Linked DNA regions of Mus musculus: region 1 is linked to region 2. The links are chromatin loops, found by intact Hi-C in ENCODE. Cell type or tissue: left cerebral cortex. All regions are shown on one strand.

What was found. Peaks named below come from ENCODE experiments on the same cell type or tissue, not always from the same donor. Only the 100,000 strongest peaks of a DNase experiment are listed, where the experiment ranks them.
Region 1: a loop joins it to region 2, with 7 times the contacts of the local background. A loop is called at or near these places in 3 of 42 quality-filtered maps.

The regions. Positions count from the first base shown.
Region 1 is chr11:41,649,853-41,654,852 of GRCm38, reverse strand. No RefSeq gene overlaps it. Among named protein-coding and RNA genes, the nearest start is that of A230004M16Rik, 58 kb to the left of the region's middle. In left cerebral cortex, no CTCF peak of the experiment used is centred here; a DNase peak (open chromatin) is centred at 2,076; H3K27ac peaks cover 1,189 bases.
Region 2 is chr11:41,488,441-41,493,440 of GRCm38, reverse strand. No RefSeq gene overlaps it. Among named protein-coding and RNA genes, the nearest start is that of A230004M16Rik, 220 kb to the left of the region's middle. In left cerebral cortex, no CTCF peak of the experiment used is centred here; DNase peaks (open chromatin) are centred at 1,243 and 1,984; H3K27ac peaks cover 2,608 bases.

The DNA.
Region 1 (5,000 bases), 160 kb before region 2:
ATTATTGTTGCTAAATTATAAGCAAGCCAAAGTTCAACAATTATACACTTCTTTGGGCTTCCATCAAAATAAACCTAATAGGCCATGCCAATCATATTCCAGCCCAACAGTTTTCAAGTGTGTTGCATTCTCAGTAATAACTTCTTGGAAGTAGCAGACACATAATGCTAAGATAAATTTCTCTCGTTGTATATCAACAACTACAATGACCACATTTCACAACAGATAAGAATTCCATTTAATTTGTGATCCCCATCGCCACCCACTTAATGTAGAAAGAATTTAAGAAGGAATCCAGAAGTAAAGAAATGTTCTAGCTAAAACAAGAGATAATGTATTTTTTTTTTTGCTTTAGCTCTTGGAATAGTTTTGTTACATACAGCTCTCCCTCTCTTCTTTCAAATATTAGCTTGAAAATAGGTTGCGTTGTTTCACAATGAATTAAATATGGTAGAATTCTGATAATTTCATAAAATGTCAAAAACATTTTCTAAAGTAACAACTGGTAGCCAATGAAAACAGTTACATATTTCATTACATTGTTTAAAAATTCAAATATATACTGTGAACTTTCCTTCTGAAACATCTCTGAGCACCTTAAGGTAAAAATATCTAAGTAAGCAGAGGCTTGTCTAGTCTATGTTTTGTATATATTCCAAGGCATAAATTTCAAGTAAAGACTAAAAAATAAGATGCTTAATTTTTCTTATTAACTTCATATAATGAAACTTGAAGGATGCAACACTTACAAGATAATTAATAGTGATAACCTTAACAACTGACATTACCATGTTGATTGAAGAAAGGATGCTATGGGGCTGTCCACAAGATAGGAGTGCTTGCTGTTCTCAAAAAGAATCCAGATTCAGTTCCCAGGTATACAGTTACAGTTCACAATCATCCTAATGCCAGTTCCAGAGGATCCTGCTCTTTCTGCCATCTTCTACAGACACCAGGCATGTACCGGGTACAAGTATATACAAGTATGCAAAACACACATACATGTGAAATAAAATAATATATACTTTAAAAAAAATAACAAGATTGCATTAAATAACATACATTGAAAATGTAAAAATATTAATATAGTATATGCTATTTATATATTATATACGATATTGTATAACTTATGGTATACTGTAAAGTCCATGGTTTTAGTTAGTGGAATAATGCCAGCATTTTCTCGATATTTTGATACTTTATTTTCTGAAGCAATAATTGCATCATTCCAAGCCTTCTTTTTCCTACCACCAACCCTCCTCATGTACACCCTTTGCTCTCTCTCAAATTCATAGTCCCTGTTTCTTTAATTGTTAACAGAGCTGCTATGAATTAATATTTTATTGCAGCATTTTAAAAACTTGCTGAAGGCAAAAAATTACTTGGTTGATTCTCATGGGAATAAACATTCTGAATGTCTGTTTTCTTAGCTACAACAAAGAGAAAGAATGCTTTGTTTCATCATGACCTTAAAGGAACATAAACATATGTCTAATCTGAATTATATTTCTCTGTGAATCACTCCTCAGATATACAAAAATAATTGGTGTAGATTAAACACCTGGGCACTGGGCAGTCAAGGAAGAGGTTGGTTTGCTAAATACAGTAAAATTAATGAGAAGCAAGTTTAATCCTGAGCATCAGAAGTTAATATCCTCAGATAGAATTGAACGGGATGAGCTTTGGGGAAAGAAGGTTCCCATTAGATGTGAAAGAATTAATCGCATGAATAAAGTGGGGCACAGAAATGAGAGCTTAACAAAAAGCACATACACATTCCAAATTTGATAAGCTTGGTGAATTCAGTATTGCTAAACAGTCATTGATTTATGAAGTGGGTTCACTCACATGCCTGGATCAAATGAAACAAGACATGCACAGCATCTAGACTTATTCCTTCCAAGTAGGCAACTAGTGACAATATTAGGAAACTGGGCAAGCTTGTCACCCAAGCTGCCAGAAAGATTCCTATGGGCTCACTGAAGTCATCTGAATCCTCCTGCAGCTGAGGTTCCCCTAAAAGCAGCCCACATGAGTTTTAAACTAACTAGGGAAAAGCATGACACACTGGTCTAAAAATGGTGAAGGACACTAGCTGTAGGACAGACTGGAATAGAGCCTAAACTATTCCAGCCAGATCTTCCCTATTTCAGGATATTTCATTCCCAGCACATTTTACACTTATTTTTGAAAACTACAAGTAAGAAATTGGAAAGATTCGAGCCATCTAAGTACAGCCAGAGAACTGTCTTAAGTCAGCTTTCTTACACAGACATCCTTCTCAGCAAAGATGGACACATTCACAGGTCTGTAGACCTCCCCAGACTCAGGAACAGATTTTTCTCACCATGCCAATGGCAACTTCACTGAAGTAATCTCAGGGCAACATGACTATGCAAAATCCAGAATATATTTCATTAGCTGTGAGTGTAATAGGAAGATCATGTCTGTCCACAGCAGAGATCTGTCCTTGGATAACCACTAACCAGTCACATGACTACATAGGCAATCACAGAAATGGCACCACTGTCTAAGTGAAGTCCATAGGAACACTATAATCTCATTGGACTAGTTGGCCATCATTGGGAAGAGAGGCCCCTTGGTCTTGCAAACTTTATATGCCTCAGTACAGGGGAATGCCAGGGCCAAGAAGTGGGAGTGGGTGGGTAGGGGAGTGGGGGGGAGGGTATGGGGGACTTTTGGGATAGCATTTGAAATGTAAATTAAGAAAATACCTAATTAAAAAAACCTATGTTTCCCATCTTTAAAAATTCCTTCCAGCTACCTGATACTGTGACAGTCTACACATGGACAAACATAAACAAAGAATTAGTAACTTTTCAATGATATAAATAAAAATATCATATGTAGAAAGTACCTTCTCAATTTCTTTGTTAATCTGTAACATTCAAAGTCACTTATTATATGACCTGCTAATAGTCTTAAAGAAGATACTTACCACACCAAAATATGCCTTGCTTGAAAGGAAGATAGAGAATTTTCAACAATTTCTGCAAGAATTTCTGCAAGAGAATGTGTTTCTTGCAGAAAGTGAGTTTGTCTCATCATAAAAATGGTAATGTTCCTCTCACAATCTCAGTGCAGCCAGAGTATAGAATACAATTCCTTTGGTACAAGAGGTCCATTACTACAAGTGGAAAGGGCAAGTCTTTACACAGCACTCATCTAGCATTGATTCTAGGAGTCTAGGTAAGACATGGCTAGTGGAATCACAGAAGTGGCTCCACCATTCTCTAAGATCCCTATAAAAATGTCTCAGAACTCCAAATGTCATGTTTTCCACATGAATGGGATTTGATTGATACATGTGGAGTAATTTATCCAGGAGTGTTCACAGTGATAAGTTGCTAACACAAAACCCAGAGGGAAGACTGTCAGGGGAAAGGTGAAATAATGATGATAGTAATGTGAGAAAGTTATTCAGAGTTTTCACGTTCTCCTCCCTTTTTGAGCAGGAGGAAAATAGATGAGAAGATTTACTTGGTTTCTGATAAACTAGATGCTGTTATCTGTCTAATCTTAGGCTGTCCTATGTCAGTTCTAGACTCCCACAAGCAAGATCGCTTTGGTGAAGCCTTTTAAATGATCTTCTGTTGTGCTTCCATGACTTCCAACTTGATTTTAACATTTAGCACATCTTTCTTTCATTGAATTGATTTATATCCATGTTTTTATCCAAAGATTACCCCTGAAACACAGACACTGTTTTCTTTATCTAAATTTTCCATACAATACACCTTATCATGTTTCCCCTCTCCCAGATCTTCACAGATTCTCTCCATCTTCCTACCCAACCCAACTTCATGATCTCTCCCTCTCTCCCATTCCCTCTCTCTTTCCCTTCCTCCCTCCCACTCCCTCTCTTCCTCCCTCCCTTCTTCCTTTCCTCCCTTCCTCCCATTCTACAGCCCCCCAAAAGAAACTAAATTAAACGAACAAAGAACATAGGAGGGTGGTTGAATTGGGACTACTCCTGGCCATGTAGTTTGCCCAGGAATGTCATTGATATAAGCAGTGACACTCCTCATGAAAATTTGATTTTCCTGTGTCCCAGCAGGTATCAATTACAAATCATTTCTTAGTTAAGGGTGAAATTCTATGTTTCCTTTGCTTTTTTGCTGTTGTGATTTCATCTAGTTTGAACATATAGAGATCTAGGATGTACTTTCCCAGACTTCCTAAGTCCATATGTGCACATGCTAGCTCTTATAGAATCCCAACATGTAGTTTAACAATGTGCATCCTTTGATATAGTCTTTTTAATGAATTCACTGCTATAATGTGGATCATCATTGCTGAAGGTCAGTAATAAATCAAGCTTCTGGGTTATACTCAGAAGAAAAGTATATTTAAATAACCAAATAATTACTTACTGAATCCATAATTAGATTTGCTCTTCTTGACAATATACATTTTTGTTTTTAAAGAAAACACTGCAACAATGTATTACCTATGAAGAGCACGTCCCATGATAAGAAGTTTGAGAAATTGCAATGTAGTCTTTTCCTCTTTTTAAAAAGAGTTGATTATAGGTTCTTTACCAAGTACTGAGGCTTTAGCTGTGGGTAGTTGACTAGGATTTTGGTACTAGGCATGTTTTCTCTCTTGATGAACATGTCTTACGCTCAATTGCAGAGTTGTTGGTTACTGCTAAGGTATGTCGTCATTGCTGAACCTGTAGGGTTATCATTCATGATGGCTGTGGTTGCAGGTCATAGTATCATAGCTGGCTTGTCCTTATACCCACAGATAAGTGTTTCTCTCACTCCTCATCAAGTACATTTCTCTTTAATTTAGACCATTATAGAAAACCATAACTGATTGCGTTGCATAGTTATGAAGCCCAATAACAATGCATATATCTATAATTCAATTCCTGAACCTATGGATCAGGAAGCATCACATGATGCCTGGCAGGAAGATAGTAGAGCCTGAGTATCGTGAAATTTGCTGTAAGATTATATCTTCTAGTAGTTTTA
Region 2 (5,000 bases):
CGTTTTTAAAAGTCTCACACGCCTTCTTTTTAACTCTAAACTCGAGTTCTTGTTGTAGTCTTAGAAAGTCTGTGCTTGTTCTCAGGATTTATGAATTCTCCCAAATCTGCCTGTTCCTTTGGGATTCTCCCCAGTCAGGCAGAATGCTGATTCTAAGACTAGTGAACTGAAGGTATATGAGCGAAGGATAATGGTATTTTAGGAGGAAAGGGTTTTACTGAAGAAAGAGTCATAAATAAGTAAATAACCTGATAATTTTCGAGACAAAAGGAAACTAAATTGGAAAAAGTGACCTATCCTGTGCAAATATTCTGGAGTTCAGCGGTAGTAGTGTTGTACAAACTTGCTGTACTAATGAGGACCCTTACTCTAGTCCCAGGTCTTAGAAGAGCCATAATGTATGAAATATATTCCCATTTATGATGGCTCTTCTATAGAAATTACATCACCATGGTTTGCCAAAACCACTCCAAATAACCAATTCTTACCTCAACACAATGGGTATAAAAGCCCTTTCATCTCTCATCTTCACATGAATAAATGTGTTTCCTCTGATAAAGAATCACAAACCTCTTTTAAAATTAAGTCTAAATACACTCCCATAGATGACTGTGCACTGATCATAATAATATTATGGACTTCATTCCCTTATAATACCAACTACCAACAGGACAGGTAATGGGAATTGTTCGATGTAGAGGAATTGAACAATTTTTACTGTTGCACCAATACACTGACTTTAAGCAATCTCCCTTTTAAAATGCCTTTCGAGAATCATGTATATATGCAGCTCTACACTTTTCTCTCCCCACAAGGGATTATAAATTTCTCAGTGTTTAGCAGCTAGTAAGAGCATGCTTCTAACTGAGTATCTCTCTGAAAATATATCCCTGTGGACTGTCAATAATAGCATCAACCATCCACGGTTTAAACAAAAACACTAGTGTAGTACTTAGGATTTCCTCGCAGAGTGACCAAGAAAACAGTTTGCTTATATTTGTAAAAGTGAAAATCAACTTGCCTCTTCCTAAACTGCCCTGTGTCTTTGTTGCAAAGCAACAACATTGTGCTGACTCTCAATGACCTACTCCATGCATCGAGACCTGTTTATTTTTGTCCTCTGTGTCTTAATTTATTAAAATAAATGTTGTCTTTTCTCAGTGTGAGCGAAAATAAACGATGGCTCATATTGTGCGTGGGTTCTTCCTCATGACAGTCCAGACTGCTAACAGATTGTTAATATGTTACCAGCTCTATTATAAGATCCTCAAAGATGCCACTTGTGAAGTCAAATTCTCCATGTGAAGCAGTACTGCTCAGCAATGCATAGAGATTGAGACACCCATATGTTTCCTGAGTACAGGTGTCTGCACAGGTGTAAGAGACACAGATATATGGGCATGCTCCAGTCGCTTCTGCAAAGATATGCTGCTTACCTAGCTGTGGTCACTCTGGGAAGCAAAACTACCTGAAATTGTACAGGGGCATTTCTGTTTTCTGACTAACATCTACATATATTAAAATGGAAGGTGTTCTAAATACAGACATTTCTGGAAATGAGGAATCTTAAGAAAAATGAACAATGGCTGGATTGAATGAAATGAAATATAGTTTTGGTGCCTCCTAAAGACATTGATAAAAAACCTTTAACCTCAGGAGACTCACAAAGCCTCAAGATGTGGTGTTATTCAAAATTTTAATGCATTATTCATGGTGAATCTGCTAAATTATACATAAATACACCCCTTCCTTTATAAACTGAACTCTGACATTCCATTGACATTATAAAGAAGATTTGAGTTTTTGCTAGGACCATGGGAGAACCTATCAAGAATATCGATCCCATATTCACAGGCTATGCTGTACAAGGACAGGCCAGAAACCTTCCAGGGGATTGAGTTCTGGCAGGATGAACATCATCTGTTCTGTTTCCCAAAGCTGCTTGTTATTTCAAGGAAAATATTCTGTTGCAGGTTGTCATGGTTGCCGCCCTCGATCCTTAGAGATGTAGTGTCAGTGAGGTTCTGCCACTATTTTATGCAGACCCAGATGGATTCCACACAAACAAATCTTACTGAGTGCATACTTGCTAGCCACTGTGAAAAAATATTTTATATGCACAAATTTGTAACAAGGTTAAACATTTTCACTTTATTGTGCATTATGAAGTACTCTTCACAGCATAAAGGAGAATAAGTGTCTTTGAAAGTATCTCTAGCATATATATGTTATTAGTATTAGCTATATATCTTTAGATAGTCAAGATAATTCCTCTAATATTAACAGCACATCATGACTCAAAGTGGGCTCACAAGTATCCTTGGCCAGGATGGCTTTCTTGATTAATCCCTGATGTTTCTGGTGACTGCTTCTTATCCCACTTGTGGATGCTGAACTTGTTTGTTCATTGTGTCCTTTTTTTGAGACAAGGTCTCACTATGCAGCCCTAGCTTGCCTGGAACACACTGTATAGACCAAGCTCTACCTCCTGAGTGCTGAGATTAAAAGTATATTCCACCACACCTGAGACACCTGGTTGTATGTTTTTATTTTTATATCTTTAATTTAGACTCCTCTAGCTCCACCCATATCCCCTCTCATTTGGTTCCAACCCCGTCTCGTGTCTGCTTAGAAAGTAAACAGGCTTCTAAAGGAAAATAATAAATTAAACTAGAATATAATAAGGTAAAACAAAGAGGAACACACTGGAATAGGACAAAAGAAACAGAAAGAAAAGAACCTAAGAAATAAGTCACAAGAAACAAGTCACAGGGACTGACTTGGTCACTCACTCATTAATCCCATAAAAACACAAAAGCAAAAGCCATAATAGAAAAGCAAAAAACTTATAGGGTAAAGAGAGAGAGAGAGAGAGAGAGAGAGAGAGAGAGAGAGAGAGAGGGAGAGAGAGAGAAAGAGAGAGAGGAGAAAGCATATATATAATATACATATATAGACACACACACATATATATATACACATATCTGTATGTATCTGTATATACTTTCTATACATACATATATACATACATATGTATACATAGTATTTTTCAAAACTGTCCAATATGACTTTATGTGACAAGAAACCTCCAAAATTCCTCTGAGTTTGTTTCTGTTGAGCATCTACTACTGGACATGTAGCCTACTCTGAAGAATAGTTTATATTCCCAGTGAAACTCTCTTGGAGAAAACAAAATTTTTACTTGCTAGTAGTTATCAATTGGAGATAGCTTCTGGGCAAATGATGAGGACATGTGTCCAATTCTTTCAATTCTAAGACCTCTGGTTCAGACCTGCTCAGGGCCTATTCATGCTGCCCCAATCTCTATGAATTCATCAGTCTTGTTGACTGGAGGACATTGATTCCATGGTGTCTTCCATCTTCTCCTTTATATTCTTTCTGCCACATCTTCAGCAGAGTTCCCTGAGCCTTGAACGAAGAGAGAATTGATGATCACATTTAGGGTTGAGTGTTCAGAGATCTCTTCATCTCTGCATACTACCTGTATGTCAGTCCCTATATTTATTTCCTTCTGCCTCGTGAGGATATTTCTAATGATAATGACTGAGCAGAAACTGATTCATGAGCATAGCAGAATATCATTAGGAACTGTCTTACTGCCACATTCTTTCACTAAACTAGTATTAGTTGGTTTTACCCTTGGTCTCTGGGGTATCTAATATCAGGTTCTGGGTCATCCAAGCTGCCAAGCTGATATGGTTCCTTTTCATGATGTAAGCTTTAAGCAAAATCATATATTGGTTGGTTTTGTGCCACCGTTGTAATAGCATATACCTTGTAGTCAGGGTGCCAGTGTAGACTGAAGGTTTTATAGCTGATTGTTGTTCACCTTTCTCTTTCAGTGGCATGGAAAGCACATTCCTCTACCAAGGGAATTTTCACTAAGGGTGAAAATTGTCTGTAGACACAAGTTTGACTTCTCCAAATTTAATGAGTTATGTAGGTATTGTCTTCAGCAACAGATCTTTGCCTTCAGTCTGTGCAAAACAACCTATTTTCTTGCCAAGATTTGAATTTTCATAAGACCTCTTTGGTTAACAAACCAAAAAGATTTAACACAATCCCAGAACAATTATCTTCATTTGGTGAAAAGATATGCCCAGTTGTGACTCTGTCTCTCCAATTATTTGGTGATTTCTTTTAGAAATTCTTCACATATGTATATAGTTTATGAAGTGCCTATTGTACTAGGTATTCATACTACCACTCAAAGGGTTCTTAATTTTAGCTGTCCCTCTGTATTTCCTCCCTGCATCCTCTTCTCCAGTTGATTCTATCTTTCTACCTCCCTTCTAAACACACACACACACACACACACACACACACACACACACACACACACATGCATACATACATGCACATACACACAAACAGCACATTCATCCATAACTATCTTTCTGCTCTATTTAGCGTCCCTAGAAAAATCTGTCTGTTTTTTCTATTCCCTTACCTAGGTATATATACCTATACCTGAACTCTGGTTCTACAGACTGTAGTTTGGATATCAATGAATTAATACCCACATCTAACTAAATATGTACCTTATTTGTCTTTCTGAGTCTGGATTACATACTCAGGATAATTTTTTCTTGTTCCATTCTTTTCCCTGTAAATTTTATAATTTCACTTTTAATGGCTCAAAGGTTACTGTTTAGTGAGTAGTACAAGATGTCTTCATTTATTTTTTAAATGTTAGTAGTTACTGCTATGATCTTGCCTCATACAATCACCTTCATTGTGTCTCATAGATTTTGATATTTTGTGTATTCATTTTCATTCACTCTAAAAGTCTCTTATTTGCTTTTTTTGTTTTTCTTTCTTTCTTTCTTTTTTAATCTTGACTCTTTTTCATTCAGAATGATTTGTTCAGTTTCATAGAGCCTGCAGGATGTCTGTTGGTTTTGTTGTTGACGATTTACAGTTTTAATCTGTGGTGGTAAGATAGAATACAAGGTGTTATTTAAAGTTTCTTGTATATC